2 separate regions of the Homo sapiens genome follow, and region 2 is linked to region 1. Evidence: chromatin loops called from intact Hi-C (ENCODE). Cell type or tissue: IMR-90. All regions are shown on one strand. Each heading gives the region's core, and the rest is flanking DNA. Links, peaks and the distances in the headings are about the cores only. Region 1 holds the start of LOC124904282 (a long non-coding RNA gene). Region 2 has its middle 110 kb from the start of DTNA.

Region 1 (15,972 bases), core at 7,973-15,972:
TCAAAAGTATTTAATTATCATCTGTCATATCTCAGACACAGTTCTACGCCCTGGAGACAGACCAGTAAACTAAAAGACAAAAATTCTTGTCATCTTGGGCCCCATATTCTAGTGGAGAAAGAGACATTCCTACACTAAAATAAATTCCAATTTTATAAGGAAATCACAGCATAAGTGCTGGAAATTTTAAATAATAAAATGCCACAAAACATAAGAAAATTCCAAATTTAAATAAATATATATTTGGCATAAAACCATATTTATGAGATAAATATTAGAAATAAAATTGTATGAAGCCTGAAATTATACTGGTAAATTATCTGCAAGTGCTTAGTAAGTATAAGGGAAAAGCAAACACTTTCTCTTCTCTTACAAAGTTGACTCTCTCACAATTTTGGTTACCAAAATGTTGGGGAGTGGGCTTCTCCACACACCAAGCAATTCTCCAGCAGACTCCAACTGGATGTCCTACAATTTAACTCAATTCTCACACTACCTACCTAGAAATAGCATCAGATCCCACAGGTTAAGGGCTCACTCCAACAAAACTACCCCCAACTGGAAATGCCAATCACAAATCTAGGCCTCCACAATTTCTGAACAACCATCTATAAATTGGAAGTTCCCACAACCCCCTCCTTGAGTTTGATTAATTTGCTAAAATGGTTCATAGAACTCAAGAAAGCAGATTACTTCCATTTACCAGTTTATTACAAAGTATATTAGAAAGGATACAGATGGACAGCAAGATGGCAGTGATGCACAGGGCAAGGTACGTGGGAGGGGCGCAGAGCTGCCATGCCCTCTCTGAGCAAGCTATCCTCCCAGCACCTCCACGTGTTCAGCAGCCCAGAGTTCTCTGAACCATGCAGTTCAGGGATTTTTGTGGAGGCTTCATCATATAGGCATGACCAATTATTACCTCAATCTCCAGGCCCTTTCTCCTTCCTGGAGCATGAGGGAAGAACTGAAAGTTCCAATCTTCTAATCATAGCTTGGTCTTTCTGGTGACCAGCTTCCGTCTAGGAGCCCACAGAAAGTTGCCTCGTTAGAACAAAAAATGTTCCTATCTCCCAGGAAACTCCAAGGGATTAGGACCTCTGTGTCAGGAGCCAGGGCCCAAGACCAAACATCAGCACAAAAGATGCACCTAACACCACTATCACTCAGGAAATTAAAAGGGTTTGAGGAATTCTGTGCCAGGAACCAAGGCACAGACCAAATATATATTTCTTATTACATCACAATATGACAGTAAGAAATTTGTAGAAATGGCATGGCTTGAAAGGCATTGTCATAACTCAACAAGAACATTCTTTGACAGGTTGTTCAATAAACAATATGGAGAGGATGGAGAGTTAAAGAGGAATCGTGCTATGGTTTTACAATGCTCATGGTTCCGTAAGAAGGAAAGGCAGGGTCAGGTGCAGTGGCTCATGCCTGTAATCCCAGCAGTTTGGGAGGCCGAGGCACGTGGATCACTTGAGGTCAGGAGTTCGAAACCAGCCTGGCCAACATAGGGAAACCGCATCTCTACTAAAAATAGAAAAATAAGCTGAGTGTGGTGGTGCATGCCTGTAATCCTGTCTACTCGGGAGGTTGAGGCAGAAGAATCATTTGAACCCGGGAGGTGGAGGTTGCAGTAAGTCAACATTGTGCCACTGTACTCCAGCCTGGGTGACAGAGTGAGACTCTGTCTCAAAAAAAAGAAGGAAAGGCAAGATCAGAAAAATCATTATTTCTATAGCACAATGAAAGAAAATAAATGACCCATTTGCACAAGGTTTTAGGTGATGCAAGAAAGAGAGACTATCTTACAATACACTGCAGTCTGGAGAACCCTTGAGGAATAACAAAATAGTGAACATGGAAAACCAGAAAAGAATTACATACTTTTAAAGAGGTCATTAGAGTGCAAAACTAGCCTAAATGTCCACTTAAAATTCTAACATTGTCTGTTTGGTAATGATGTATTGCCATTACCATTATACAATGCAGTAGTTGATTCTTAATCATTTTCATTATAAATAATTATAAATGTTAAGCTGTTACATTAATTTGTCTTTAAAGGAAGGGCTATTTTTTAAGATCAGCTGTTGTAGAAAGGGCTACAGATTGAGAAATAAAAGCTACTGCAAAATCTGTGTCTTTAAGCTCTCCTGAGCTTAAGATTTTTATTTAAACCACCCATTAGACATCTTTCCAGAATCCCTTAGGGACCTCTGACTTGACATGTCCGAAAGTGAACTCAGTATCATGCTTGATATCCCATTTCATCATCTCTACTAACAGTTCTACCATCCACTTAGACTGGCTAGCTACAAACCTGGAAATAACCTCTCTCTCTCTCTCTCTCTCTCTCACACACACACACACATACACACACATTCTCTCTCTCTCTCACACACACACACATACACACACACACTCTCTCTCTCACTCTCTCTCTTACTGAAGATCACATGTTTGGTGATCTCTCCTCTCTATCATCATTATCACTGTTTTAGGCCAGGTCCTCATCGGTTTTCATCTGGATCACGATACTTGCCCTCTGGCTGATCTTCTAGACTCCAGTCTCTCGTCATCTGTTTCATCCTGTGGCTGAAGTCATCTTCCTAAAAACAAACCAGATCATAGACACCATTTCCCTAATACCGTTTTTGGTTTTCCTTCTGCCCATGCACTCCTATAAGTAAAATGTTTATCTCAAATACACATATCCATTTGTAAATAGCATATATTATACAAGTACTGCATTAATATATCATACACATAAGAAAACATAAAAATTGAAAAATTAAAGGATGAGATGAAGATGAAATAACCCCTATTTTATATGCCATTTATTTATTATTTTTGTTTTTTTTTTTTAAGAAATAATGTCGTGCTCTGTTGTCCAGACTGGAGTGCAGTGGCATGATCATAGCTCACTGCAGCTTCTAACTTCTGGGCTCAAGCAATCCTCCTGTCTCAGCCTCCCTAATAGCTGGGCCTACAGGTGCATGCCACCATACCTAGCTAATTAATTTATTCCATTTATAATGGTAGATAAAAACCTTTTGCCATTACTAAAATGTTGTTTAGTGAGAGTAATATGGTTGAATATTCTTCACATTTTTTGGAAATTTTTATTGTGATAAGGCAACTTACAAATCTGAGTACAGCTTACTTATATTTAGTTTTTATGGCTGTCAGAGCTACAGAATACACCTCACATAGAACCACATATGCAAACAGAGGAAGCATTCATTGGATGAGCTTATGAAAGTATGATACTCATTTTTCAAAGACCATCCACCAGTTTTGCAAGGACTTTTGTTAAAATTTATTAACATTTGAAATATTCATGTTATTTCAATCTTTTTAAGTTATTTGTCCATTCTGTGAGGCTTAGGTTAGTCAATCCAGATAATATAATACATAAATCCACTTCACTGAGTAACATAAATTGCTGATAAATGGTAATTTGCTTTAAGAATGAACAAGGTTGTTAAGGACACCCCTCAGCTGTGGATCCCAACCTTCCCTCAGAATTCCTTGCACATAGCAGTCCCTCTGTCTGTCTGATATACGGACCAAGTGAGAGCGCCAATGTCAATCCATGTTACTTATTAATAAAGCATAAATCGTTTCTCACATTTTTGGATAGATAGCCAAGTTTTAACCTTTTCTTCCCACACCCCAGTATATCACTCACAAAGCCCTTGAGTGGTTCTCACCCTACTTTGGAGACCACTGGCTAATGTATTACATTCAAATATCTCAGCTGGACATGCAAGGACTTTCCTGGTCACCCTGAGCAATCTCTCAATTCCTCAAAGCCTACTCATCAGCCACGTTGAACATTTCATCATCCTCGAATCTGGTTATAGCTTTGTCTTTCACATTTTCTATCTAGAATACTCTTACCCACACACTGCCTTATCCAAAAACATCTTCACCTAGTACACTCTTCTTCATCCTTCAAGACATGCACAAATTAGAGCACTTTGATGTTCTTTCTGCCTGCCCAGTGTTCTGGGCACTCTGTTCACACCTTTTAATGCCCCTTGAGCCACACTATGGACACATATGTCTCTCCCTATGCTGGAAGCCCCTTGGAGCCAAAGACCATTTGAGTAATCACAGAGCCTAACACAGAGACTTCCCAATAGACAGCACCACAAAAAATATTTTCGGGATATTACAACTTAGAAAGATTGAGCAATTTTAAATATAAAAAGCAAAGAACAGCAAATATTTGTTGAAGAATTGAAGACCAAGAGGAAAAAGCTTCTGAGAAGAGTCAAGGAATCAATTCCCTGTTATTCTTACACTGGCTGACCAATTCATAGATAGGATATAAGGGAGCTGCAAAGAAGGTGCAACTGGCAAGGTAAGGTTTAATTAATCAAGAATAGCTTTTGATTCAACAAAAACTGGCTGCATTGTCTTCCAGAAGATCCCACGATGAGATGGTGGTGACCCCAGTGATCCCTAGAAAGCATTGTACTCCATAGAGCTGCAACAGAAAACTAGAAATTCCATCTCAGCCTCAGAGACTGAGGGGGACTGAAAAGATAGCTTTACCTTCTAAGAGATAATTACTAATTAATAAATTAATTAAATCTATTGCCTTCAAAATGTATAGAACTGATTACCTTCAGCTACACCTGTTCCAAGCAGCATATTAAAAAAATATATCCAACTTATTTCTTTGCATGTGAGTTTATTTTCAGTGTGACATAAAATCATAAACATTTCTATCACACGATGGTTTTGCATGAGCCCAGGTTAAAATTTTTCTCCTTTTGATGTACGTTAAACATAGCTTATAATATACATCCCAATGTGTATCATATAATAATTTTGCTTTTCCATTCTATGTTATCTTATGGAGGCAGCAGTTTTTGCCAGTGGTCATAGCCAGAAATTAGGACATGGGTGAGTCATTTAAGCTTTCTCCTGAACTTCACTTATAAAATGATGACACTTTTTAGTTGACTCACAAATACTCCTAAGAGCCCACAGAGTTCTTTGAAGGTGGTATTATTTTTTATTGCAACACTTACTCCATGAATAAACGCTAGAGTCATCATAAAGCAGTGATCCCTGCAAGCTGTCATTTCATGCCACCTTTGCTACTCATCTTAATAAACACTATCATATCTTGGTAATGAACACTTCCATCTCAGTTTCACAGGGTATTGCTGATATATTTATAAGTAATTCACTGTAGCATATTTCTTGAAGTTAAGATTTATATTTAAAGCAATATTACAACTTAGCAAGGACTCAGAGGCAAAAATTAATTATATAAAATAAAAATAATTTTAGTAAACAGCTTAAAACATTAATTGATAAACTTTGCCTCTCCTTTGTAGTCCCTTGTGCTAGATATTTTTGGAAATGTGTGATTGATTGAAATTCTCAGAATATCAGCTTTGGGAAGATGCTCATATTATATAAAAATATTTAATTGGTAACAGTCTTATAAAGAAGTAAATGTTTTAAAAGGAGAGTAGATGTCACTGATGGATGTGGGCAAAGACAACGTAAAACTGTTGAGATCAAGAACACTATTCAGTGCCCAGAAACACATTACAATATCCTAGATCTGCATAGCACTTCAGAGCTTACAGCATCCATCAGTCCTTTATCTCTTTTAAGCACATGAAGTGTTGGGAGATGCAGGAAGCAAGTTTAGTTGACATAATCTCTGCCCTTTGGAGAAAGAAACCCAAAACTTATTGAAAAGCATGATTTTATTTTTCTCACATTGATATCAGTGTTTTTTCCCTTTGTTTATGAACTGAATTTTACTCACAAAGCTTTATTTCAACATTCCCACGAACATGACAAGTAAATTATTTGGTAACGCATAAGCAGATAATCATGGGAAAAACATAGGACAATTTGATACCACTAAAATATTTCATTTATACACATACCTTCACTCCTCAAGGAGAGAATGACCAACAATGTCATCAAAATTAGCAAATTTATTTGTGTTAATGTAACCTTACTTACCTAATGGTTGGTGTGTTCCCTAGGGTATCATACAGATGATCTTTCCTGAATGCTGTGTCACAGAAGAGTTTGGATGATCAAACTGCACTCTAACCTGGAGTAGACTAACCTTGGCTAAATCATAAGATAACCCTGGCAGGCAGAGAGAGAGAATTTGTCACCTTTAAGTGTTTTTCTACATAATATTGTATAATGATAACAACAACATTAATGTTTCCCAAAGACTCTACATGTAACAGAGTACCTTCCTTGAACTGGTAACCTGTTGCTTATCCTCTACTATAGCTAGACTATTTTCAGTCTAGCTTTATCCCTAACCCTCCTATGCGAAATGGATCCCTGTGGCAGGCATTACTCAGAATCACCAAGATTCCTAGAAAGTACGATCTAGAATCTTGGTGATTCCTAGAAACATAAACATAGCCCTTAAAGTTAGGCAATGACCATGTGACTTTCCTTGACAAGAGAAATGTGAGAAGTGACCTGTATCACTTCTGGATGAAAGCACTTGAGGTTTGGTGTGCAGTTCTCCACATCCTTCCTCTGCCATGGTGCTCATGGAAATGTCACAGGAATGAAGGTGGCTAGAACAATGAGTCACTGTGATAGCAGCACTGGAAATTTTGCATGAGAAGGAAATTTACTTTTGTTGTATTAAGCCACTGATATTTTGATGGCATTTGTTACAGCAGCATAATTTAGCCTACCCTGACTGATACAATCTCTCACTAGCTCAGTCACCATTTATGTAGCATCCCACAACTGCATATGTGACTGTTACACCAGTAGGTAGTATATACATATACATGAGTTGACTCCAGTCACTGTTGAGAGCAATGTCTCAAATAAATACCTAGGAGCAGCAGGAAGGTAGTTGGGATAAATCACACTGGGTTCCACACCATTGCCAGGTCCCTGGATTAGCACTGAGGGCTCCCCACTGCAAATAACCATCTTGATTTATCACCAAGGAGGTATCAGTTTTATGGGAGGAGAAAGGGGTTTAATTTAGAACACACTAAAATCTAGTGGGTAGCCACATTGACAAATGGAATAGAATAGAGAACACAGAAATAAAGCAACATATTTATAGCCAACTGATCTTTGAAAAAGCTGACAAGAACTTACACTGGGAAAGGTCACCCTCTTAAATTAATGGTGCTGAGAAAATTGGATAGCCACATGCAGAAGAGTGAAACTGGACCCCCTATCTCTCAACATATACAAAAATAAACTAAAAATGGATTAAAAACTTAAAGGTAAGACACCAAATTACAAAAATACTAGAAGAAAATTAGGGAAAACTCTCCTAGACATTGGTCTAGGTAAAGAATTTATAACTAAGACCTCAATAACACAGACAACAGAAACAAAAATAGACAAATGTAATTTAATTAAGCTAAAAAATTTCTGCACAGCAAAAGAAATAACAAAATGAAAAGACAACCTGTTGAATGAGAGAAAATATTTGCCAAATATTCATATAACGGGGACTAATATCTAGAATACATAAGGAACTCAAACAACTCAACAGGAAAAAACAACCCATTAAAAAGTGGGCAAAGGACATCAGTAGACCTTTCTCAAAAGAAGACTACAAATAACCAACAGGCTTATGGAAAAAATGTCCAACATTATTAATAATCAAAGAAACTCATATCAAAACCACAATGAGATATCATCCATCATACCCCAGCCAGAATGGCTATTATTAAAGAGACAAAAAAATAACAAATGTTGGCTGGGATGTGCAGAAGAGAACTCTTTAATACACTGTTAGTGGGAATATAAAGTTGTATAGCCACTGTATAAAACAGCATGGCAATTTCTCAAGAAAACTATAAATAGGATTACCATCTGATCCAGCAATCCTGCTATTGGGCATCTACCCAAAGGAAAATACATCAATATATCAGAGATACCTGAACTGCCATGTTTATTGCAGCACTATTCACAATTTCAAAGATAGGGAATCAACATAAGTATCTATCAACAGATGAAAAGATAAAGAAAATGTAGTGTATATACAGAATGGAATATGATTCATCCCTAAAAAAGAATGAAATTGTGTTATTTGCAGCAAATGGATGAAACTGGAGATTATCATAAGTGAAATAAGCCAGGCACAAAATGATGTAGTATGTTCTCACATATTGTGGGAGCTAAGAAATCTGAACACATGGAAGTAGAGAGTGGAAATACAGACAAAGAAACTGAGTAGTGTGAGTGTAGTGAGGGGGAGGAGGATGAAGAGAAGGAGGTTAAAGTGTACAAACATAGAGTAAGAGAGAAAGAGTAAATTTAATGTGTGATAGGGAATAAGATGACTATGCTTAAAAATATATATACATATTATACTCAGGTGATGGACACTGTAAATACCCTGACTTGGTCACTATCCATTATATACCTGGGAAAATCTTTCGGGTACCCCATACATTTACACAAATAAAAATATAGTTCAAGTGGAAAAATAAATAAAATTTTAAAAGCTCGTGAAAATGGAAATTCCTAGCAACTAAGGGAAAGGCAGAAATAAGGCTTGCAAATGGGTTAAGAATGTGGGTACGGATTCAGAAGTAATCCGCTCACACTTGAAAGATGAACATAAGACACACATAAAATTTCTAAAGAAAATGGCATAGTGGGAAAAAAGGCAAGAAATTAGTCTGAGGAAACACTCATATTTGGAGGACAGAGAGAGAAGGAGAAGTAAGGAAGGAAGATATGAGAACTATGATGACAACAGCCATTCATTTTGAGAGCTAAGAATACCATATCTTCATTAATAAATTCATTTAAATTTAAATTTCAAGGTTTTTAACTGAGGATAAAAAATGTACTAAACCTTAACAATCCATGTACTGTCTCAGATATTAAAATAGATTACCCATGTGACAAGCAGCTGGACATTATCTGTAATAGAAAGCAAAATGATTTTTTAATTCAATGTCTCAGAACTAATTTATCATGATTTAAAGGAGAAGCAGAACTTTTTGAACACATACGATCTGTTCCACATTAGAGTCATTTATTTATTCATCAAACTTATCCTATACATCTGGCACATGCTAGGCACTACAGGGCACAGTCCTTGTTCTTGGGCAGGCTACCTCACCCTTGTGCCCATTTCACACATTGCTCCCCCTGCAGCCATGCTGCACTTGGTGCCAGCTTTCCCCCTGCAAGGATGACCTCTACAGTGACTTAGCTAGCATTTTCTGAACCCTAGGTATGTGTGCCAGGCACTACACTAAGTGCCTTATATGGACTTTCTCACTTAATCTTCAAGACAACCCTATGAGGTGGAAATTAGTATCATCCCTATTTTACAGTATGTGAGGCTTAAATGTTGAGAAACTTGCCTAAGATCATATAGCTTGCAAGTGGTGTAGTCAGGACTCAAAATAGGCTGGCTAATGCCAAAGCGGCGATCAACACCTCTCTACTGAAAGTGTGGTCCTCAAACTAGCAGCAATGCCATTAACTGGGAGTTTGCTAGAAATGCAGAATCTCAGGCCTAACTCTCGACACGCTCAAATTTGGCTTCAACAATATCCCCAGGTGATCCCTCTTAAACTTTGAGAAGCACTGTGCTAAATCACTCCACTACGAAGACTTGGCTTTAACGAACGCTGGGGGAGACATGGACAATCTTTCCCCTGAGTAGCAATGTGTAGGGCACAGGAGGGAAGGTATATAATGCGTTTTCCAAGGGCTAACAGAAGGATTCAGACAAATCCTTGCTGTTTCAAACACTAGAGATCACTGCGATCAGCACCGGTCGGGACCACTTCCAAAAGCAGCAGATCTTGAGCTGGGTCTTGAAGCCAGAACATTTTCTCATTTCATTAAAAATAGCTGCTGTTCCAAATGGACAAGCGCCCACATCAGTAGACTTCTGGAGTTCGCTTCTCCAGCCTGCACTCCATTTTCCAAATAGAACCCAAATATCAACAGCATCAACAAGCAGATTTGAAACCCCCCAAAAACACGCTATTATTAAATTGTTAATTGTATTAGAATTGCCTAGTTTAATTAGTAATATTCATGACAAAACTAGTTTGCCCCTTATCATCAATCGTGCTCCAGGTAGGAGTACAAACACTGGGTGTAAAAAGCAGATGCACCCCAGTTGGTGTGCAAGCCCCCGTTTGCAGGTAATTAATTCACAGTGTGGCGGCGCCTTTTCAAGCCCCCTCTGCAAGCCGCGCCGGCCTCCTCCCTCTCGAGCGGGGTCAAACCACTTAGTTTATTTCACCCGCTGGCACTTTCTTCCCTGTCACGAATTCAGCCTGGCTTCCTTTGGCCTGAGACAGCGTCTTCAGGCGGGTCGGCTCGGACCTGCCCAGTGGGGCGCCCACCTGCACCCGCACCCGCACCCGCACCCGCGGGAAGGGGCGGCGCTGGCCGGACTCTCTCGGGTGGACTCCCGGAGCGGCGGCGGCGGCGGCGGTGGCAGACTGCGAGTCACGTGCGACAGAGGAGGCGGAGCACGGCGGCCGGGTGGGTGGAGAAAACAAAGCCCCCAGCTGTCAGCAGAGGAAGGAGGCGACAGCGCCGGAGCAGGTGAGTCAAGTGCATTTAAAGCGGTACCGCCCTGGCGCACCCCGACACCCCCTGCACTGAAGCAGTCCCTCCCAGGCCAGGGGCTGGCTGCGCCTCCTCCTGCCGCTGAGGTCTGCAGCCCGCGGGGCTCGGAGCAACCGGAACCGGGGGTCCAGAGTCTAGCAAGAAGTTGTGCAAGGGTCGGCTAGGCGGTCTCCGGGTGTGCACCCCGCCGCTCTCCCGCGGGCCACATCTCTGGTTCGGTGCCCCAGCTCTGTGCACCCCAGGAAAGTGGAGGGAGGGAGTTGGGGCTGCCACGCTGGCAGAAGCGAAGTGGACTGGTTCTGAGGGGTGAGGCTGGGGCTGTCCAGGGTAGGAACACGGCGTTGGTGAAGGAGGGGGGCTCGCGACTGCGCGACCGCGGCGCACGACCCTCCAGGCTCTAGCTGGGGCGCCGGCACTGAGAGAGCTGGGGGCTCTGGCAGGGGCTGCGCGCTTGGGGGCAGATCAGGAAGTGCAGCGCGCTGGCGCTCGCGCGCTTGGGAGCATCCCCTGGACCCCGGGCACTTCCCCTTCGGCAGCCACCACTCTCCCACTCCGACGCCGGCCACCATCCGCGCTCCCGGGACTCAGGAGCCGGGTGGGTGCAAAAGGAAGCGGGTTGTTATTCTGCGCCCAAGCATCTCTTCTGCAGGGAGCCCCGGGAGCGCAGGGCGAGGGCTACTCAGCGACTTCGCACTCGGCTTAGTGGGAAATTCTTCGGTCTACCCTTAGAAGGGCTATGCGGAAGCCAGAAATCCCACAAAGAGCCAGGAGAGGGGTGGACGCGGAAAGCGGTCCCCTCTGAACCTGGGGCGCTCGATAAAGCTGATTTTCAGACCCCAAAAGGGCTAGTGGGTTTGGTCACTCCTCCAGTGACTTCGTCAATACAGTGCCAAGGGCAGAGCCGTAACCTCGGAGAAGGGGCGCTGCAGCCATTTGATCAGGAGAAGCCTTTGTCTTAACCCCCAAGCCCCTCCTGCTAGTCCTCGCTGGGTCAGTAGCGCTGGGAGTAATTAATATTACGAACATTAGCCTTTCCTTCACCTCCGCACCAGCCAACACTGCTGTCCCCTCCCTGATTGTCTTCTCTATCACTTGTTCACATCTCCTTTTCCAAAAAAAGAAGAACAAAAGGAAAATAGTGTAGACCCGCTAGGCAGGAAGAGGTCACTAAAAATACTATCGTGCTGTCAATGTAGAATGAAGGGTTAAGCGCTCAAACCCGCGCCCGCGCGCACCGAAACGGAAGAACTTCCTTGATTAGCATAGTATCGACCCTGGGGCCGCGCTGCGAGGCGGAGGTTCGGTCCCAGCTGGGGTGAAGTGTGCAGACCGGTTGCGATTGTGGTCAGACGCAGCACCTACTTCTAATCTGAGGACCCGCGATTTACACTTTTGCTGAATAGGACACTGTGGAATGAAACAGAACAGAGATCAAAAGGTAATCTGAAGAATGGCAACATTTCCCCTGCTTCTCCTGAACGCTAAATTTGGCCAAATTTTTATCAAGCAAAAAGGGGTATGGCTCTTGGTTAGCCAGTGTCCCCTCTGGAAATGAAATGCTTCCTTACTTTGCTTTCGTTCTTTTCTGCCAAACTGATTAAAGACATCAGTTAGGGGTAAGATAAGAGGTCCGGGAGCTCACCGAGTGATTGGTAGATAAGCTTAACTGGTAAATTTTCCTTGCGTGGGTAGAGCTATGCTTCTTCAAAGCACTGGTTCTCAAATTTTGCTGCATAGTGGAATCATCTGGGGAGCTTTGAGAACTCCTGATGTCCTGATCACATCCCAAACTATTTAAATCAGGTTGTTTGGGAGTGAGAAATAGGCACAGTATTTAAAAGCAAAAACAACTCCTGGTAACTTCATTGTGCAGCCAAGTTGGGGAAACTCTACAGCAAAGGAAGAGTTCAGCGGCCAGCAGCAGCAGGCATTGCAAGACAAGATGCCACTTTAACTACTTGGGTGGGTGAGAGAAAAGACGCTGAAACTGGAGTGCCGATGACTAACACCCTGGGGCGGGGAACTGTCATCTAGCAGCCTAGCTGGTGGTGACACCTACCACAACATTTTTCCCTTCCCTGGCTAGGGTCTGATTGGAAAAATCGAAGCTTACTTCAATGCCTGGTTTCTGCACTGTTGTTAAGGGAGACGGATAGAAACTTCCATTCCTGTGATGACTCATGTGTAGCAGTCAGTAGGAAAACCCAGCAGAAACATACTCCAGCAGCCTGGTGAGTCAGCAGGCTGCACAGCGATCCCAGTGAATAGGAAGTAATTACAGCGAGTAGTTTGTTGACACGCACAAACTGCACTCCTTTGAAAGCACATTTAATATCTGATCAGGATCTACTTGCTTGCAGGAGCCACTCCCTTTGTAGCACACCATTCTGCCTGTTTCATATAATGCTCTCTTCTGTTAGAAGGGGAAACACAAAGCTAACTAGACATCCTGTAACTTTCTTGGTGGGAAGCATGTAAAAAAAAAACTGTTGGGAAAGTGTAAACTGGTTTGGGTTATTTCAGTTATGTGAAGCAGAAAGGATGAATATGTAACACATAAATTTTGCATACAAAAAAGTCAAATACTACTTGATTATACATCCAGGAGTGAATTAAATGATCTATTTAAATAGAAATGGTTACACTTAACATTTTATATAAAACCTCATGTTGGCTATTAACCAAAGGTTTCTTGCCTTTAAAACTGTCATCCCAAAAGGATTACTCCAGGATAACCTGTTATCTCTGGTTCTCTGTATCTTTAACAGGTTATCTTAGAGTCATCAAAAAACAAACTTTCTTTTTCTTCTTTCAGTTTTAATACCTCTTCACTATTTTTAATATCACTATCACTCTCTGCACTGTTGTCTAAATGCTTTCTTCCCCTTCCTCAATTTCTTTTCTTTTCTTTTTCTTTTTCTTTTTTTCTTTTTTTTTTTTTTTTTTTTTTTGAGACAGAGTCTCACTCTGTTGCCCAGGCTGGCACGATTTCGGCTCACTGCAACCTCCGCCTCCAAGTTCAAGCGATTCTCCTGCCTCAGCCTCCTGAGTAGCTGGGATTACAGGCACACATCATCATGCCCAGCTAATTTTTGTATTTTTATAGAGATGGGGTTTCACCATGTTGGCCAGGCCGGTCTTGAACTCCTGACCTGAGGTGATCCACCCGCCTCGGCCTCCCAAACTGCTGGGATTACAGGAGTGAGCCACCACACCAGCCCTCAATTTCTTTAAGGAGGAAAAACAGTGTCTTGCACACAGCAAGCACTCAATATTTTTGGCCGTTGAACTTTATCTGAACCTCTCTTAGAGCATCTATTGTAGCCTGCTTGGTATTCTATTTTCTCATAGGGGCCTCAGTGTCTGTAGCCCCCAAAGCAGGGGCACAGACTCTGTTAGTTATTGATACTGCTTGTTCGTACTGAAGAGTATCAAAAGGTGGGGAGAACATTGAAAACCAAAGCATCCTGAGTACATTCAGTTTGCTGTTTTCCAAGACAGACATTCCAGATATATAGAAGCCAAAGTCCTGTCACAATTCTTACTTGCTATGATAGCTTATTTGTTCACTTACATTTCATACCCAACAATTTAGCATTTTGAGCATAACTAATAATTGTTATCACATTTAACCACACTCTAATGGGCCAAAACAATCACTTCACAAAATTTCACTCTCTACCCATTATTATGAAAAACCACATATGAATTTATTGAGCTAGGAGAAACATTGTAGAATAGATTAATAGTTAAATAGCTTTTATTTTCACCTGTGTATTGCCCATTAAAATAGCATAAGTACATTTAAATAGCCACCATATTAAAAGTAAGAAGTTGGATGTATTTTGTGATAAGTACAACCAAAACTAAATGTTAATAAGAATTTCCAAAGACCAAAATGATATAAATGCATTCATTCTCACTTCTTTGTAGCTTAGAAAAAGAACTGGGGAGGCACTTCTGAAATGTTAACACCTTTTTGGGAGGCATAAGAGATAAAGTAGTTTAGAAAAATAGAATTAACTTTGGGAGGCCGAGGCGGGTGAATCACCTGAGGTCAGGAGTTCAAGACCAGCCTGGCCAAACATGGTGAAATCCCGTCTCCACTAAAAATATGAAAATTAGCCAGCCAAGGTGGCACACACCTGTAGTCCCAGCTACTCGGGAGGCTGAGGTGAGAGGATCGCTTGAATCTGGGGAGGCAACAGAAGTTGCAGTGATCTAAGATTTCACCACTGCACTCCAGCCTGGGGGACAGAGAGGGAGATGCCATCTTAAAAAAAAAAAAAGACTAATCGGATTACTCCATATTAATCAGAAACTATTTCTCAGAGTATGATATATACCTAGCTCTGTAATATTTACAAGTAGCTAAAAGGGGTAGAGTAGAAGAAAGTGTGTCATCTCTATTTTATAAGCTCTAAAGTGTTTGAGAACAGACGAGAACCACCCAGTCTTATTACCTTAAATTTATATAGCCCTTTGGTCTTACTAACATATCAGGGCTTAATCATAATTGGGTAAATGGTATTCCCAGGTGCCAAATTACACAAGTGAATCCAATAAGTTAGGTGATCCTGGCAATGCCAAGGCATTGACTCCTGGATTATTGACTCCTTTTCCAGTGTTTATTGCAACATACAGGTTTTCATGTAGTCTTGCCTGGAGGCTTTGGCTACACAAGACTAGTTTGAATTAACTCCTTTCTCCTTAAAAAGTAGAAACTACTCATATACATCATTGTCTCAGCGACTTTATTTATTTTTTTTTTTTATTTTTATTTATTTTTTTTTTTTTTTGAGACGGAGTCTCACTCTGTCTCCCAGGCTGGAGTGCAGTGGCGCCATCTCGGCTCACTGCAAGCTCTGCCTCCCAGGTTCACTCTATTCTCCTGCCTCAGCCTCCCGAGTAGCTGGGACTACAGCCCCCGCCACCACACCTGGCTAATTTTATGTATTTTTAGTAGAGACGGGGTTTCAACGTGTTAGCCAGGATGATCTCGATCTCCTGACCTCGTAATCCGCCCACCTCGGCCTCCCAGAATGCTGGGATTACAGGCGTGAGTCACTGCGCCCGGCCAACTTTATTCTTAAATAATTAACCTTTGGAATTAACCAACCCCAAACATGTTGAGCCATCTTTAGCTTTTCATCTAGGTAACCAAAATAATAAGTTCTTCAAGTCTTTTTCCAAGTCATAGAAGCATAAACTTCACTACAGACCCTTAGAGATTAGTTCCACCACCCATAGAAATCTTAAATACCTAGTGCTTCTTCACTAAGGAGTCCTCCAACTTACACTTGACTGTCTCCCTCAAAGCACATTCCCATCTCTTCTTGCAGCATTCACCTATTGGAGGCCACGAAGAAT
Region 2 (15,972 bases), core at 2,685-10,684, 380 kb before region 1:
TTAATACTATACTAATTATATTTATAATACTATACTAATTATATGTATAATACTAAGTATATTTTGTAATTAGTATATTTGTACATACAGCCCTTTGCATGATTACAGTTATTTTCATGTGACAGGCATATATAACAGGTGTCCATTTCAACCAATTTTTAAGTTTATTGGCATTTAATAGGATTATATGTAGCATGCTGCTGTGGTTTTCTTTGTTTTTAAAATGTATGTTTGTAAGGTATACATGATGTTTTGATATACTTATTTTGATATATATAGTGAGGTGATTACTACAGTTAAACAAATTAATATTCCGTTGTTTCCTATAGTTACTTTCATGTGTGTGTATGAGCACGTTTGTGTGTGTTAAGAGTACCTAATAATCCACTTCAGGAGGCCGAGGCGGGTGGATCATGAGGTCAGGGGATCGAGACCATCCTGGCTAACATAATAAAACCCCGTCTCTACTAAAAAATACAAAAAATTAGCTGGGCGTGGTGGTGGGCACCTGTAGTCCCAGCTACTTGGGAGGCTGAGGCAGGAGAATGGCATGAACCCACAAGGCAGAGCTTGCAGTGAGCCGAGATTGTGCCACTGTACTCCAGCCTGAGCAACAGATCCAGACTCTGTCTCAAAACAAAACAAAACGAAAAAAAAGTACCTCATAATCTACCCCCTTGGCAAATTACCGGTATACAATACAATATTATTAACTGTAGTCTTTGTTCTATATGCTAAATCTCTACGCTTAACTATATAACTCTCTTTTTGTACCTTTTGATCTATATCTTCCCATTTCTGCCTGCTCCTGGTAACTATTGCTTTACTCTATTTCTATATATTTGATTTTTTAAAAGATTCCACATATAAGTGAGATCATGCAGGATTTGTCTTTCTGTGCCTGGCTTATTTCACTTGGCATAATGTCCTCTAAGTTTATCCATGTTATGGCAAATGGCAGGATCTCTTTTTTGGGGGCTGGATAAGATTCTGCATATGTATATCACAATTTCTGTATTCATTCCTCTGTCATTGAACACTTTGGTTGTTCCCACATCTTGGTTATTGTGAATAATGCTGCAATGAGCATGGAAGTACAGATACCTTTAGGAGTTGATGTATTTCCTTTGGGTATATACCCATAAAAGAGATTGCTGGGTATATTTTTAAGTTGATTGGCATTTAATAAGATAATAAATAGCATGCTGCTGCTTTGAATCTTCCATATTTGTCTGTAGAGCCCCTGTTTTCTAATGCAGTTTATGTAAAGTTTTTCTACTTTTTCTTGGGCAGTATCTATTTTAATTACTTTTAAATGACTTGGATGTATTAATGTTTTCTCTTTTAACAAAAATCACAATTATACCCCAAATTATTTTTGCATAAAAAGTATATGCTTTTAAAAATAAATGATATGACAAAAATATTAGCTATAAAACTATCACCATGAGAATACTGCCTGTCCTAATCCCTTAAGGATATTTATTAGGGAGGAAAAAAATAACAGAGGTCGTTTGCTTTTCAGTGACCAGGTTCTTCATACACATGGATGTCTCACAGATCAGCTAAGGCCTGTGTTTGAACACCTTGGTCACCCCTGCAAGGAGCCATGCTCCAGCATTTGCCATCCACAGAACGGTGCTAATAGAGTCTATTTCTGGAGAATGGAGGAGAGATTAACTTCTTGTTCATGATAAATCAAGGGTATCTGATTTGCCTGTTACATGCCCAGTTTTCTTTGGAAGCAAGCCCTAGAAGCTGTTTTTCTGATCTAATCCTAATTCTCACATTAGTGCTTATGAAAGAGGAAAACAACATTTACTCACGATAAAGACTGAGTTCTAGCCATTATAAATCTTATCAATTGCCTTGTGAAGGTTAGGGGGAAAAAGAAGGAAAAAAATGATTGTACTCACTCACACTTGCATCTGGACTAATGTTCCTATTCCCGTTGTTGAGTGTTCTGAGATTTCTAAGACTGGCACAAATGGAAATAGCAGCAGAGATAAAGTTGGGAACCTTAGGAGATATCTGACTGATGAATGTTGCACTATAAAGAGTGGCCAGTAACAGTTCGATAAGGAAAATTATTATAGTTTACTCATTACTGGGAAATATTAGCAAACCTAAACATTTCATTTTTTTTTCTATTTTTCTTATAAGCCACCAAGATTGGTAGAAGTGCTCTTAACAAATATTTGCCACGTTAATATTTAGAATCACACACATGCATACATACATACATAAGATGTATAATGATTTTTTGGCTTCAGTAAAGGTACTTGGTACATAATATACATTCTATATAATATTTTGGTTAATTGCCTGAAAAGAAGCGTATTTTTCCCAAGACAAATACAAAACATATTTATCTAAGATGTAGGCCAACAAATAACCATTTTCCATAGGTTAAGATATACACTTGCACATGAGCAGTTCTTCAGTTTCAACAACCATTTTTTGAGTATCAGTTATGTGCTAGTGCTCACTCTGAGATACAACAGAGGTGAACAGAGCAGCTGAATGTGAACCATTGATGGCCGCACGTCTGTCCACCCTTCTTAGTTCATTTGTGTTTTGGCACCATCCATTAGCCTTGGGAAGGCGTGTTTTTGACAGAGGGATAAAGAAACACAGTGACAGAAATGTGTACTTTCTGGACTATTGCTTTATTTCTTCCCATTTATTTGTGAAGTCATTAGAATGCCCGTCTATCAGCATTACATAGAGCCTGCAGTTTCCCTAAGAAACTGTCAACTTTGGGGACAAAAATAAGGAAAGTTTCTTACTCCTCTGTTTCTATCTTTTGATCTTTTTAAAAGACATCTAGTAACAAAGTTAGGCTAAAAGGCTAAAAGCTGGTAAGCCACCAATCTATATGGGGCATCAAAATATCACTAAAATAGGCTAGTAATATGATGCCAATTAATCAAGTTTTCCCTCATGGTTTCTTAAGATGGTATTGCCCTAGATATGATAAAATATAACCCAAAATAGAAGATTCAAAACCATCAACAAACAAAAACAGAAAGCTTGCTTTCTGGCATCTACGTTTTGCCGTTGAATATTTTTGAGATGTCCACATAAGTTCCAAGGAGCAGCTGCAGCCACACCACCACCCTGAGCCCAGCCAGCTGACAGTTGCCTAGAGTTGGCAGCCACAGCTAGCTGAAATTTGGAAACCCCCAAATGCTTAGGGTTGAGATGTGTCCAATTACCAAAATTATAAAGCCTTCATTAGGCTTTTGAAGAAGTTGTGTGGTCTGTAGAATTGCATGTTTTGAACATAAAGAGGTTAGTTATTTTCAGAGGCAGGAGATCTTTTGGCCCCAGTGACCACTAAATATTAATAAATATTAAACACAAGTTAATTAATGGTGATTTAAAGGGACCCCATGTTGTTAATTCATGTCAGTCTCTATTTGATGAAATGTATCTTTTTCTTTGTTTCCATTCACTCAATTTCTCTTCTTTTAGATATACACTTGTATAACACACACACACACACACACACACACACACACACACACATTTTGTTTTCCAGTCCGCACTCAAGTTTTGCAAGACAGTCCTGAAAAAGAAGTTTCAGTGGGGAGATAGAAGTGTTTTTTGCACTCTCTCCTGTTTGGTTGAAATCAGTTTTTCCACAATTCTTACAACAAGTTTTTCTCTAACAGAAAATGCACAGATTGAACAGTTGCCCTCCAAAACACTGGCAAGCAGGCGGCATGATGATTTCCTCTTCTAACGGATCCCAACTCATTTACTAAGACTCATTCAACTTTTAACAAAAAATTTGTCATTTCTCTTTCTTACTACAGCCATTGCCATCCTCTGTAAAATTACATGTGGACATTAAAACTTAAATGCTGTCCTACAATGAAAATATTTTTAATGCCCTCCTCAAAGTTAAGAAAAAAAATTTACTATTTGTATTTTGTGTACCTGGGAAGTTATTCATGCTGAGTAACAGTACAAAACTTGAGCTGCCTTGCTTTCTGCTTCCAGGAATGCCAATCAGAGAACATTCTTTTTCAGGCAGCCAAGTTTGGAAGTCAGTTGGTTTCTGGCAGTGAGTAGGGGGAGGGGATGGCAGGGGAAGCATAGTGAGTCCTCGGGCTGATGTTCAGCTTCCAAGTGTTTCCGTAATATCCGTCAATGAAAGCATCTCCTTTTACCCACGTAGAGACAGGTAAAAAGACAGCTGAGTAAATCAGCATTAGATGTAACAGCGGAAGCTCAGTCAGAGGGAGCGGGGAGGGAGGGCGCATGAAAGCCTGCCATTGGCGAGCTTACCAAAGGCATCTGCCAGTGGGACTTCAATGGAATGTGAAACCAAATCATTTTCAAGTTAAAGATAGACACAGTACACACCAGGATCTAGAGGCTGGATTTCATACTCATAGCTCTCCCTAGAATTTCAGAGAGTTCTGTTATGATCTCTGTTGTAATTACCAATTTGGTTCAAGTTTGTTCTTTAAATGAATATGCTTAGAATTCACATATGTTCTGGATGTACTGGAATTAAAAGGATTTAAGAGATCATGGTGTGCATGTTCTAGGGTAAGTGAAAAGATTGGTTTTTAAAGTGCATCGCTTTTCTGGGATGCTTAATATTGAATTTTTCTTTTTATCTGTGTGAATGAAAAGGTCAAGATTTTTCAGTGTTGTAGCTTGCTTACCTTTCTTAAGATACTTGGTATTTTACATTTTGTGCAGCAGAAAGAGGATTTTTGCTTAGTTTTGAAATTTACATTGCAAGTCTGTAACTTCAGTTTTGACTTTATCCTTATTTGTTTTTCCCTCTATTCTTCTCTTAAGCACTATGAGTTTACTGAGTTACAATCTCAATAGTTTTATGTCACAACACAGACTGAATGCTACTGTGTCTATTATGCCATTGGATGAAACTATATTATTGTGAGATGGAGTTCAGTTTCCCCTGCATGTTACTAAGTCACTTCCCAATTTGAGAAACAAAAAAAGGAAAAAGGAGAGGAAAGGTGCTCTAAAGGTGGCTTAAACTGCGTAAGGAGCCTTTAGAAGATATTCTACTTTTTAAAAAGCAACTGAGAAAAAAAATAGGCACTTTTCAGGAAGAGAAGAATTAATAGAAGTTATTTTTTAGTGTTATCTCATTAATTCCAAGCAGGTTCCCCTCCTTCAGGAAAAAAAAAAAAGCTGAAATTTGCTAAGTGGATGGAGGCGTTCTGATTTTACAGAGCTTGAGAGAAGACAAGGGAGAGGAAGAGTTGTCTGATTTTGCTATTGTCGCACTGTTTTAGGACTTCAAACTTCTTCTTGAAAAGAATGACAAACTTTAGTTCTCTTCATGTTTTGCCCATGTATAGGTTTTGTTTCTTGTTTTGTCAAATGACCTCTCCCTCTGCTCTTAGAGACAGCTCTTCCAAACTTGCACAGCATTCCTTCTGAATAAATACTGTCCATAATAGTCACAGAGTACATGGTGTGAATTGGAAATTCTACTTTATATGGGGAAAATAAATCTGCTGACGCTGTTATTACAGAGTGCACAGATGAACAGTTGTTAAATGTAACTGGCCAGTTTTTTGTCTTGTCAAATAGACCAGATTCTAATGAACTAAGTTGGCTAAACTAGGTACAAACAATGAAGGGCTTCTTATGGATTTTTCATTCAACTTTGATGAGAATAAGTAATACACTGTGTCACTCTTCTAAAATGAAAAATGGGCATTATATTGATAAAGTCATTTGATTTTACAACTACTGAGTAATCTAGTGAGGCCAAGCAAATGTGAAGTTGGCAGAGCTCAGTTCTGATGCCCCTTTCCTCCTTTCTCTGTCCAATTTTCCCTCCCTCTCAGTCCTCCTTATCCCTCCAGACCCCTGATGAATATGACTACTCAGCGCCCCCGTTTTCTTGTCAAGCAAGACCTATACTCAAGAAAGAATCTGACTTAAGAGAGTTTTAAAGTCAATGTACTAAGTCCCCCAGTAATATTTGCTTTTCAGTGTAAATATCTGACCTTGTGACAGTTTAGACAATTTGTTAAATGATAGTTAACCTTGGGTAATACTTATAATTAACCCCTTTAGGTTGCAAGCAATTGCAATTAATTTTCATTTCCCCATAATCATGTGTTAACTTTGTAAATTTTCTGTGGTCATACTGGGTGCCTTGTGACATTGTATTACCAGTTGTGTACTGAATGGTTGACAATAAGAATGAACCTGGCAGAAATCACAGGTGCTTCCAAGAAGTTTGTGAATGCATGCACCTGGGTGCTCACCATACACTCAGGTACACACAGTAACACATGTAGGCATACCTTTTATGTAACTAATATGTTTTTTATTGAATTATAAAATAAATGAAAATATGTTAGGCTTACCAGTGTGGGATTTGGGTTTTTTTTCAGTGTGTCAAAAAAAAACACAAAAAAGAACACAAAATGTAAAATTCTAAAATGAAGAATGTTAAACTATGTGGCCAAATAGTGTTGACAGAAAAAGAGACAAATATTTCTCTGCTACTATTATATCACTTTTATAGTTTCTAATTCTTGTATAAAATTGTCAATCTTAGCTTTTATTCTTTTGAACATCCTAAGTGTAGTTTTATAATCTATTTCTGATAATTATAGTATCTCAAGTGTTACTGGATTTGTTTCTATTATTACTCTTCCTGCTAGTTCTCATTCATGGTGTCTTAATTTCTTGGTTGCTTGGATATCTTTGACTCTATGCTGGAAATGTATTTTTAAAATTACATTATAATTAAAGATCGTAAGAGTAAGTTGAGATCTAAGTGATAATGTTTTCCTCCAGAGAAGACTTTGGTTTGCTTCTGCCAGGCACCTGGGGGCGATATCAGACCAGAATCATCTTAGACAAAGTACAACTCCTGATGTTCCCTGAATCACCTCTGTGACAAGAAGGCTGCAAATCAGTGAGAGGAATGGTAGGTTCACTCCTCCCCTAAAGGAGAGTATGACCTTTCATGACACCAGCATAAAGCTGGGTTAGTTAATTAAAGCCCCACCTGAGGGCCAAGGACTTTGACTTTTCTATGAAGCACAGAAAGCTACTTGAAGTGTAAAGCTAGATTCTCAGATCTTTTTTCCTGATAGTCATATGCCCAAGGGCTTTTAAAAGTGACCTCACCTCTCTGATTTCTGATCTTCTCCTAAGTTTTCATATGCCAAATCTTCACCATCTTACTAAAGGCTCTTTGCTGTTTTTTGTTTGGTTGGTTGGTTTTTTGTTTTGTTTTGTTTTGTTTTATTCTGTTGCCCAGGCTAGAGTGCAGTGACATGACGCGATTGATCTCCACTCACTGCAACCTCTGCCTCTTGGGTTCAAGTGATTCTCGTACCTTGGCCTCCCAAGTAGCTGGGATTACAGGCACATGCCACCATGCTTGGTTAATTTTTGTATTTTTAGTAGAGTCGGGTTTTCAACATGTTGGCCAGGCTCATCTCGAACTCCTGGCCTCAAGTGATCCACCTGCCTCAGCTTCCCAAAGTGCTGGGATTACAGGCATGAGCTACCATGCCCAGCCTCTTTACTGTTTTTATATCTCAAATATCTTTATTACATCAGGTAATACATACAAATATCTTATTACATCGGGTATATCAGTCCAGATTCTCTCATTACTGTTACCAGAAATGGAAATTCATCCTACTGCTATTATAGTTGTTTCTTTTTACACTCTTCGTTCTAGAGAACATATCAAAGTTTGCTGATATCATTAATGATTTCAGATAACTTTTCTGATTTTATTTTTTAGTTGTGACCTGATATATTCAAACTTTTTGGAGAAAATTGCATATGCATGCTGATTGAAAGATTCATGTTTTCTGACTTTATTTGAGCTGTCAACACCACCTAACAGTTCTTTTTTTTAATTATACGCAAGTTGTGGGATACATGTGCAGAACGTGCAGGTTTGTTACATAGGGATACATGTGCCATGGTGGTTTGCTGCACCCGTCAACCCGTCATCTACATCACGTATTTCTCCTAATGCTATCCCTCCCCTAGCCCCCAATTCCCTGACAGGCCCCAGTGTGTGATGTTCCCCTCCCTGTGCCCATATATTCTCATTGTTCAACTCCCACTTATGAATGAGAACGTGTGGTGTTCGGTTTTCTGTTCCTGTGTTAGTTTGCTGGGAATGATGGTTTCCAGCTTCATCCATGTCCCTGCAAAGGACATGAACACATTCTTTTTTATGGCTGTGCAGTATTATTTGTCCCTAGCTGGCCCCTTTCCTTGGCAATTTCTTTAACCTCTAATCCATCCCACAAGCATCCTTCACTCTCAGAAGTTGATTTTGACTCTTTCTGGTTTCTCTTGGCCTATATCCAGTACTAAGACATTTAAAAAATCTTCTTAAATCCCGTGCTTTCCATTCTCTCTGCAGTTGCTCTACTTCAGGTCTTCATCATTTAACTTGGCTATTATATGGTCTTCCAGTTGTTCTCCTGTCTCTAAGCTCCATCCACACCCTCACCCTGCCACTACATACACACTTGCTGAAACCAACATACCCATCTTCTAAAAACTATAGACTTCAATTAATTGCTCCCCTACTTAAAAATCTTTAGTGATTCATGACTCCCTTCAAAATAAAGCTTAGTGTCCTTAGTATGTCTTAAAAGGTCCATCACAAAGCCTCGATCTGTTTCTCAAACATTGACTCCACTGCTTCACTGGTTATCACCAACACTTCAATCACATACAATGGCTGCCTCCACAATATGCCGTATACTATTTTAGCTCTGTGCTAGTCTACCTTTCCCCACCGCCCCCCGCCCCCCCAGAATGCCTATTGCTTCTCTCCTTTGTGGGAAAACCCCACTTTTCCTTTAGGGTTGACCTCATAAGTCACCTTCACTGTACTTTCTGTACTTTCTTTTTAAGTGTATAGCTCACCCACTGTTCTGGGAGTCCCTAATGCTGTGGCTTGTGTCTTACTCGCTTTTTTATTCTCAGTCACTGACACACAGGAACCACTCAAAAAAATGTTTAAGAAATGAACAGATGACTATTCAGAAGAAGTTTGTTTCTGAGGAATTTGTTTTGTTAATATATTCTTTTCCATTCTAAACATCATTTTTTCTTTTGACCTTAGACTCTTTGTCTAGAATAATGATCATTAGTAATCCTGTATGTCAAGTGGAGTCAGTAAAAACATGTTTATTTGGCTGTTGTCACTGTCTTGGGGAAAGGGAATTCTCTATTTTCTTTCTTTCTTTTTTTTTTTTTTACCAAATGTGATGTATAACTTGATTGTGACAACAAGAGAGTAGAAATTTAAGTATGGTGAGTCAGCTGTTTATTATCAGAGAGATTCATAATCAAAAGAGTCATAGAGTGGGAAAACTGACATATTTCAACAAATCTAGTCCAGAATGTTAAATAGCACAATGGGAAAATGTCAATGAGGCACAACTAAATGAAAATTATCTCATTGCATACAACCTCAATTTCAACCATTAGAAAACACTGGGTTGTTTTCAAATCACAGTGTGGTGCTACAAAGAAAGCAGTTGAGTGTTTATGTAATACAATATTGTGAAAGCTTGTGGAAAACTTTTCTTAAAATTTTTAAGGCCTTGGCCAGGCGCATTGGTTCACGCCTGTAATTGAGCACTTTGGGAGGCCGAGACGGGTGGATCACGAGGTCAGGAGATTGAGACCATCCTGGCTAACACGGTGAAACCCCATCTCTACTAAAAATACAAAAAAAAATTAGCCAGGTGTGGTGGTGGGCACCTGTAGTCCCAGCTACTTGGGAGGCTGAGGCAGGAGAATGGCATGAACCTGGGAGGTGGAGCTTGCAGTGAGCCGAGATCGCGCCACTGCACTCCAGTCTGGGTGACAGAGCGAGACTCCATCTCAAAAAAAAAATTTAAGGCCTTGAAGTGCAATTTGAATATCATCTTTCTAAAAGCCTATGCTAAGCAAAGAAAAACTGTATTTGTTTATTAAACATTGAATATAGTTGATGGGAACCAGAGGAAGAGGAAATATAACTTATTAATTCCAAGGATGTTTAATTAATTTTATACTCTTTGGACCACTTATAAACTTTTTACACATTTATTGTGAGGCTTTGATACGCCAACTTCTGAGATTTAGATAAATAAGAAACTTGGCTTATATTATTTCTCATACAGGACACTCCTACCTTCACAAAGAGAAAAGCCCCAGTATGGGTGGGGCTTCAGAATGTATCTTCAGAAAATGTATCTTCAGAAAACATCTTTGAATTTAATGAAATGTTCAAACTCAGTGTTTGAGATCCCAGAATTCTTCATCGCAAAATATGAAAATATGATATTGGCCTTTCTTTTTTGCCTCATCTATAAAAGAACTCTAAACTAGCTCTTGAATAATGGCTGATTTCTAATCATAACTTCCAAACAGCTGAACTCATTTTTCTCATTAATTCAATAATTTGAACTCCTACCTTTTGTTCTAACTGTGTAGACAATGAAATTACTTATTCACCCCCTTCACCGGACACTGGTACTGAAGGATATCATGTTAAAACAATGAATTTAATTAACAATTTTTTTCTTTTTTGTTGTTGAAAAGGGAAAACAAAACCCTCAAACCTGAAAAATTCCATATCCCTTCATTTTACTTTTTCTTATTACAGAAGCAATGTAGGAAAATCATGACTTTACCTGTTTTTGGTTGTCGTTGTTTTGTTTTCTTGTTGTTTCTTTTTTGAGACAAAGTCTTGCTCTGTCGCCCAGGCTAGAGTACAGCTGTCAGCTCACTGCAGCCTCTACCTCCTGGGTTCAAGCAATTCTCCTGCCGCAGCCTCCCAAGTAGCTGGGATTACAGGCACCCGCCACCACGCCTAGCTAATTTTTTGTATTTTTAGTAGAGACAGGCTTTCATCATGTTGGCCAGGCTGATTCGAACTCCTGACCTCAAGCGATCTGCTTGCCTCAGCCTTCCAAAGTGCTGGGATTACAGGTGTGAGCCACCGTGTCCAGCCAACAAATTTCTTTATGTATCTTTCATTGATATTTTAAATGTATTTGTCTTAATCTCCACACATATTTAAAAAGTCATTTTGCCTTTCTCAACAACTAGTATTTTCTTCTCAGAAAGCTAAGTTAGAGGATAGTCTTGAGATTCTTAAAAAATCTCTTGTTTAGGAGATACTTATGTAACAGAAGAGCTTAAAGAGAGCTGAATAAATTCTGAAAAAAAGTTAAGTCAAATGTGTATTTTTTATTACATATTTAATTAAATCTTAATATAAAATAGAAACACATTTATTTGCATAAATAAAACTGGACTTGGCATTTTTGCAAAATAAAAATGATGTAAAGATGACTCAGACACTCTGAATCATGAAAGTTTTGTAAACCTCTAAGTATTTTAAAAAGAGCAATAGAGTTACTTTAATTATTTTTCTTTTTAAGTCTCAGTTTATTTTTTGTACTCATTCCTATATAGTGTGATAGTTCACACATTTATAGATGCTGAAACAATGAATTCACTGAATTAATCACAGTTCAGGAATACAGATGCCTTAATTAGTTTTTTACAAGATATAATTTTGAATGAAATTTATCTTCCAATGCATATGAACTTCCAGGTCTTAGATTGTTCATTTCTACATATTTGAAGAATCATGTTTACTAACCAAAAGATATTTAACACCTCAGATAAATGTAGCAATTCTTCCCAGATGCATCCAATGTTTGAAGTTATTTTGTAGGTAAGAGACATTTATTTTACATATGATAAAACTAAGATGTAGACATATGAAGTGTTCCAGATATACTATGGGTGGTTTCCTCAGGTAACAAACAACTCTCAATTTCAGTGACATATAGAAACCAGGTTTCCTTCTCACTTATACAATTTAGCCACCACAGATTAGCTGAAGGTTCTTCTCTACACAGCTGTTTTCACCTGGAAATGACCCATTTTCCTTATACTCACATTCCCTTAGCCAAAGCATGCCATGTGGCCACACCTAACTTCAGTTGGATGGGAAGTATAATATGATCCTACCATTGGCCTAGAACAGGTGAGCCCCAGTACTGGGGCTTAGCCCAGGAGGGTTTTTGGCTTTGCCTAGGGCAGGAAAGAATTCAAGGGCAAGCCAGTGGTGTTAGACAGCAACTTTTACTGAAGTGGCAGTGTACAGCAGCAGCAGAGGTACTGCTCCTTGCAGAGCAGGGCTACCCCATAGAGTGTCCAGAGTAGCAGCTGAGAGGCAGTTTTGTGGTCATATTTATATCTTTAATTATAAGCAAATTAAGGGGTGATTTATGCAGAAATTTTTAGGAGAAAGGTAACTTCTAGGTCACTGGTCATTGCTATGGAAAGGGGTTGTAACTTTTGGGTGTTGCCATAGCAATGGGGAACTGACATGGCATACTGCTAAGCATGTCTTATGGAAAGCTGTTTCCATACTGGCCCTGTTTTAGCTAGTCCTCAACTCCTTCCAGTGTCTGAGCCCAGCGTCTGGAGTCAAGTCCCTCCTCCTACCTCACCATGTGCTTAGAAAGAGAAAGGACTGGAATATTTATGTAGAGCTCTGAGGAATTTCTACACTATTGGATAATAGGCAGCCTAAAACTCCCTTAGTAACACAGATTTAGACTTAAAGTCATATATATCTGTGAACAGGTCCATACTTGGTAAATGTACGCCACCTGCGATCTGATACTAATGTCTATTGCCTGTTTACATCTTTTGGCTCTTATCTCCACTGAGACTTTTCAGCTGTCTAAATCTTTACCATTTCCATGTCTGTGACCTTTTCTGTCCAGCTTCTCCACCACTATGGAATTCTAGGATTTTACCTATCCTTACACTTACCACTCAGGGAGTCCTGCCCATAAACAGTTTTGGGAAGTGTAAGGAGACTCCGTTGGGGCAATTCCTACAGAATGCAGAAAGTAAATGTGAAATCTTAATGCTTTCTCCTCTCTAGGAACTGCTCATATGTAGTACAGAAATGGAGAAAAAGGAAATTGAATACAATTCTAATCCTCAGCCCCCACTTTAATCAGTAGACAGAGTAAAAGGCCTAGGCTCAGGGAATATGGCACAGAGGAATGGTGATGTATATTATATATTAGAAATACATAGTCTCGAATAGCATTTATATTATTGGTACTCTACCCTTTGCTTAGCATTTAGTTTTAAGCACTAACTATAATCGATAAAACTCAGGAATTCAAAGATTGAGACACTTAAGAGTTGAAAATTTTTAAGCCAATATTTTAAGGTCCTTTGAATTGTCATTTAAATCAGCAAATCCAATTTGTGTCCTTGGAAGCCAATAATTTTAGGAAATATTATGTGTGTATTGTGGGGAGGGCTGGGATAAGAATCTTGGATCAAATGAATTTGGAACATGCTGTATACCGTATCCCTTTCTTGGAGATTTAGGTAAACATTTGCATTAAGAATGCATAAAAGTTCTACACTAAAGGGATATGTTTGACTTTCTTTAACCCAGTGTTTTCCAGTGTAATTTGACTATGGAACTTTATAATTATAGATAGATACATAGATAGATAGAGATATATCACATTTCAACACCACAAAACACACTTTGGTAATTCTGGTTGCAAGAACCTCTAAGGCTGAGTGGTGCGGTGGCTCATGTCTGTAATCCCAGCACATGGGAGGATCATCAGGCCAGGAGTTCAAGACCAGCCTGGGAAATGTAGTGAGAGCCTGTCTCTACAAAAAAAAACAAACAAACAAACAAAAAAAGAGGCCCGGCGTGGTGGCTCATACCTGTAATCCCAGCACTTTGGGAGGCCGCCGGATCAGGAGACCAGGAGTTCGAGAACAGCCTGGCCACATAGTGAAACCCCGTCTCTACTAAAAATAAAAAAATCAGCCGGGCGTGGTGGCAGGCACCTGTAATGCTAGCTACTGAGGAGACTGAGGCAGGAGAATCGCCTGAACCGGTGAGGCAGAGGTTGCAGTGAACCGAGATCACGCCATTGTACTCCAGCCCGGGCGACAGTGTGAGACTCCCTCTCAAAAAAAAAATACAAAATAAAAAATAAATTTAATTTAATTTAATTTTAAAAAAGAAAGAAAGAAAGAAATTTAGCTGAGCGTGGTGGTGTGTGCCTGTAGTTCCAATCAGGAGACTGAGGAAGAAGGAACACCTGAGCCCAGGAGTTTGAGGCAGTAGTGTTTGTGCCACTGCTCCCCAGCCTGGGCAGCAGAGTGAGACCCTGTCTCTAAAAGAAAAGGAAAGGAAAGGAAAAAAAAATCCCATTTAAAAAATAAAAATAAAATAAATACCTCTAGTACATTGTATTAATAATTAAAAGTGCAATAATATTGCAGCTCATGTAATACTTTTATATAAAGCTAAGAATTTTAAAGGACTTTTATAAGTATCCTTAGTATTTGGCACTTTATTTTCATTCTCTTTTTTTTTAGCAGTTTTTATTCACTTAAAATCTACATGTAAAATTTACCATCTTTACCATTTTTAAGTGTAGAGTTCAATGGTAATAAATACATTTGTATTCTTTTTTTTCACCTTTTTCGGTTTTCATTGTCTTGTTAAATGGCATTGATTTTCAACACCAACAGAAATCAAACTTTAAATTGACAGAGCTTGCAATAATATTTGTTTAATACTGTTGAGGAATATTATCTTTGATACACCACAGGTAAGGAGATTGGTTGTGTTCTTCAGAATGCAGAACTCTAAAGTGATTTGCTCCATTTTACCTATTTCATTCAAAAATCTAAAACTGTTATTTCATTTTAGAATATGATCACACATCGTTAAATTTATTAGACTTATTATTTCTTTATGAAGACCTTGTGAAGAGAAAGGTCATCTTCAACTTCAACATCTTCAACTTCTTTTTCTTGGTAGTTTTTCTTGGTAGTTTCCTTTAAGTTCAGAAGTTTTAAAGCTTAAAAAGAAAAAAATTATTGAGTTTCAAAAAAAAGCTCTACGCTCTACTAAAGTTATCATGTATGGGAATTTTTCTGTGCAAGAAGAAAAGCAGTAGACTAACAAAAACAAAATGTCCACGTTCCTAAATATGTGTTATAGTTGTGAGGTGTTATGACCATTTAAAATGAAGCAATTGTTCCGTGAACTGTTATACTACCAGCAACTCCATTCAAAGAAAATCCTAGATATAAGGTTCACCCATAAATATTAAGGTGGCTTAGGCGTGACCGGGTGTGTGTCCTTTCATCACTTGTCCACTCTGAGAAGATAATCCTGCTTTTCATTCATTAGCAATTTCAGTTCCTCTCCCATCATTTCAAAATAAGCGATAAATCAATACTTTAAAAAAAATTTGGGAAATATAACTTCTTTCTGTACCATAGAAAGAGAAATTATTCAGTCAAAACTGTGGGTAGCATAAATTCTTAGCACACATTTTTTTTCCTTTAATTAATTTTGGCTTATATTTATTCATAGGGCCATAACAAGATTCAGAGGCTATAATGATGTCAGCAACTCCTCTAAAATTTTATAGCAAGAGGATCTGAAGATCTCTGTTCAGCATTGCAGGGCTGCTCCTCTGTAACTCTTTGACTAGCCCCACAGCAGAACTCCATTTCTTGTTTGTCAAATTATGAAGTTAATTGTATTCATATTCTGAAACTGCCTAGCACCTAGAACATTTGGAATGCTGAAAAATATCTTATGTAGCTGTTTGCCAGACACCAGAACATAAATCTAACTTACTTAGATTTACAGTACTACCGTTTCTCCTTTAAAAAGGACATGAGGGAAATGTTTAACTTAATGAGGCAGAGGATCCTGGTGTGCAAGTTACATTACATTTTTCATTGCACAAGAGTAAATTATTGCTCCAGTTTCCTATATGGTACCCCAGTGGCCTCAAAGACACAATGTAGCTTCCCGAAATGCCAACTTTTGTCTTAGGCCATAACTTATTCTCAGAGAGTATGCTTTCTGAGAATTACCCATAACATTTC

What was found. Hi-C counts contacts between places; a loop is a spot of excess contacts. Peaks named below come from ENCODE experiments on the same cell type or tissue, not always from the same donor. Only the 100,000 strongest peaks of a DNase experiment are listed, where the experiment ranks them.
Region 2: a loop joins it to region 1, with 4 times the contacts of the local background. A loop is called at or near these places in 2 of 110 quality-filtered maps.

What each region holds. Positions count from the first base shown.
Region 1 is chr18:34,966,502-34,982,473 of GRCh38, forward strand. It overlaps LOC124904282 (a long non-coding RNA gene), which reads right to left and starts at 7,236. Exons shown (of 2, transcript XR_007066336.1): 1 at 6,010-7,236; 2 at 690-2,615. It also overlaps a transcript of MAPRE2 not described here. RefSeq lists a silencer at 10,325-10,604 and enhancers at 11,420-11,921, 11,766-12,965, 11,922-12,421. In IMR-90, for the core only: no CTCF peak of the experiment used is centred there; a DNase peak (open chromatin) is centred at 12,790; H3K4me3 peaks cover 2,957 bases; H3K27me3 peaks cover 1,955 bases.
Region 2 is chr18:34,588,976-34,604,947 of GRCh38, forward strand. It overlaps a transcript of DTNA not described here. Among named protein-coding and RNA genes, the nearest start is that of DTNA, 110 kb to the right of the region's middle. In IMR-90, for the core only: a CTCF peak has its summit at 6,845 (motif pointing right); a DNase peak (open chromatin) is centred at 4,316; H3K4me3 peaks cover 361 bases; H3K27ac peaks cover 373 bases.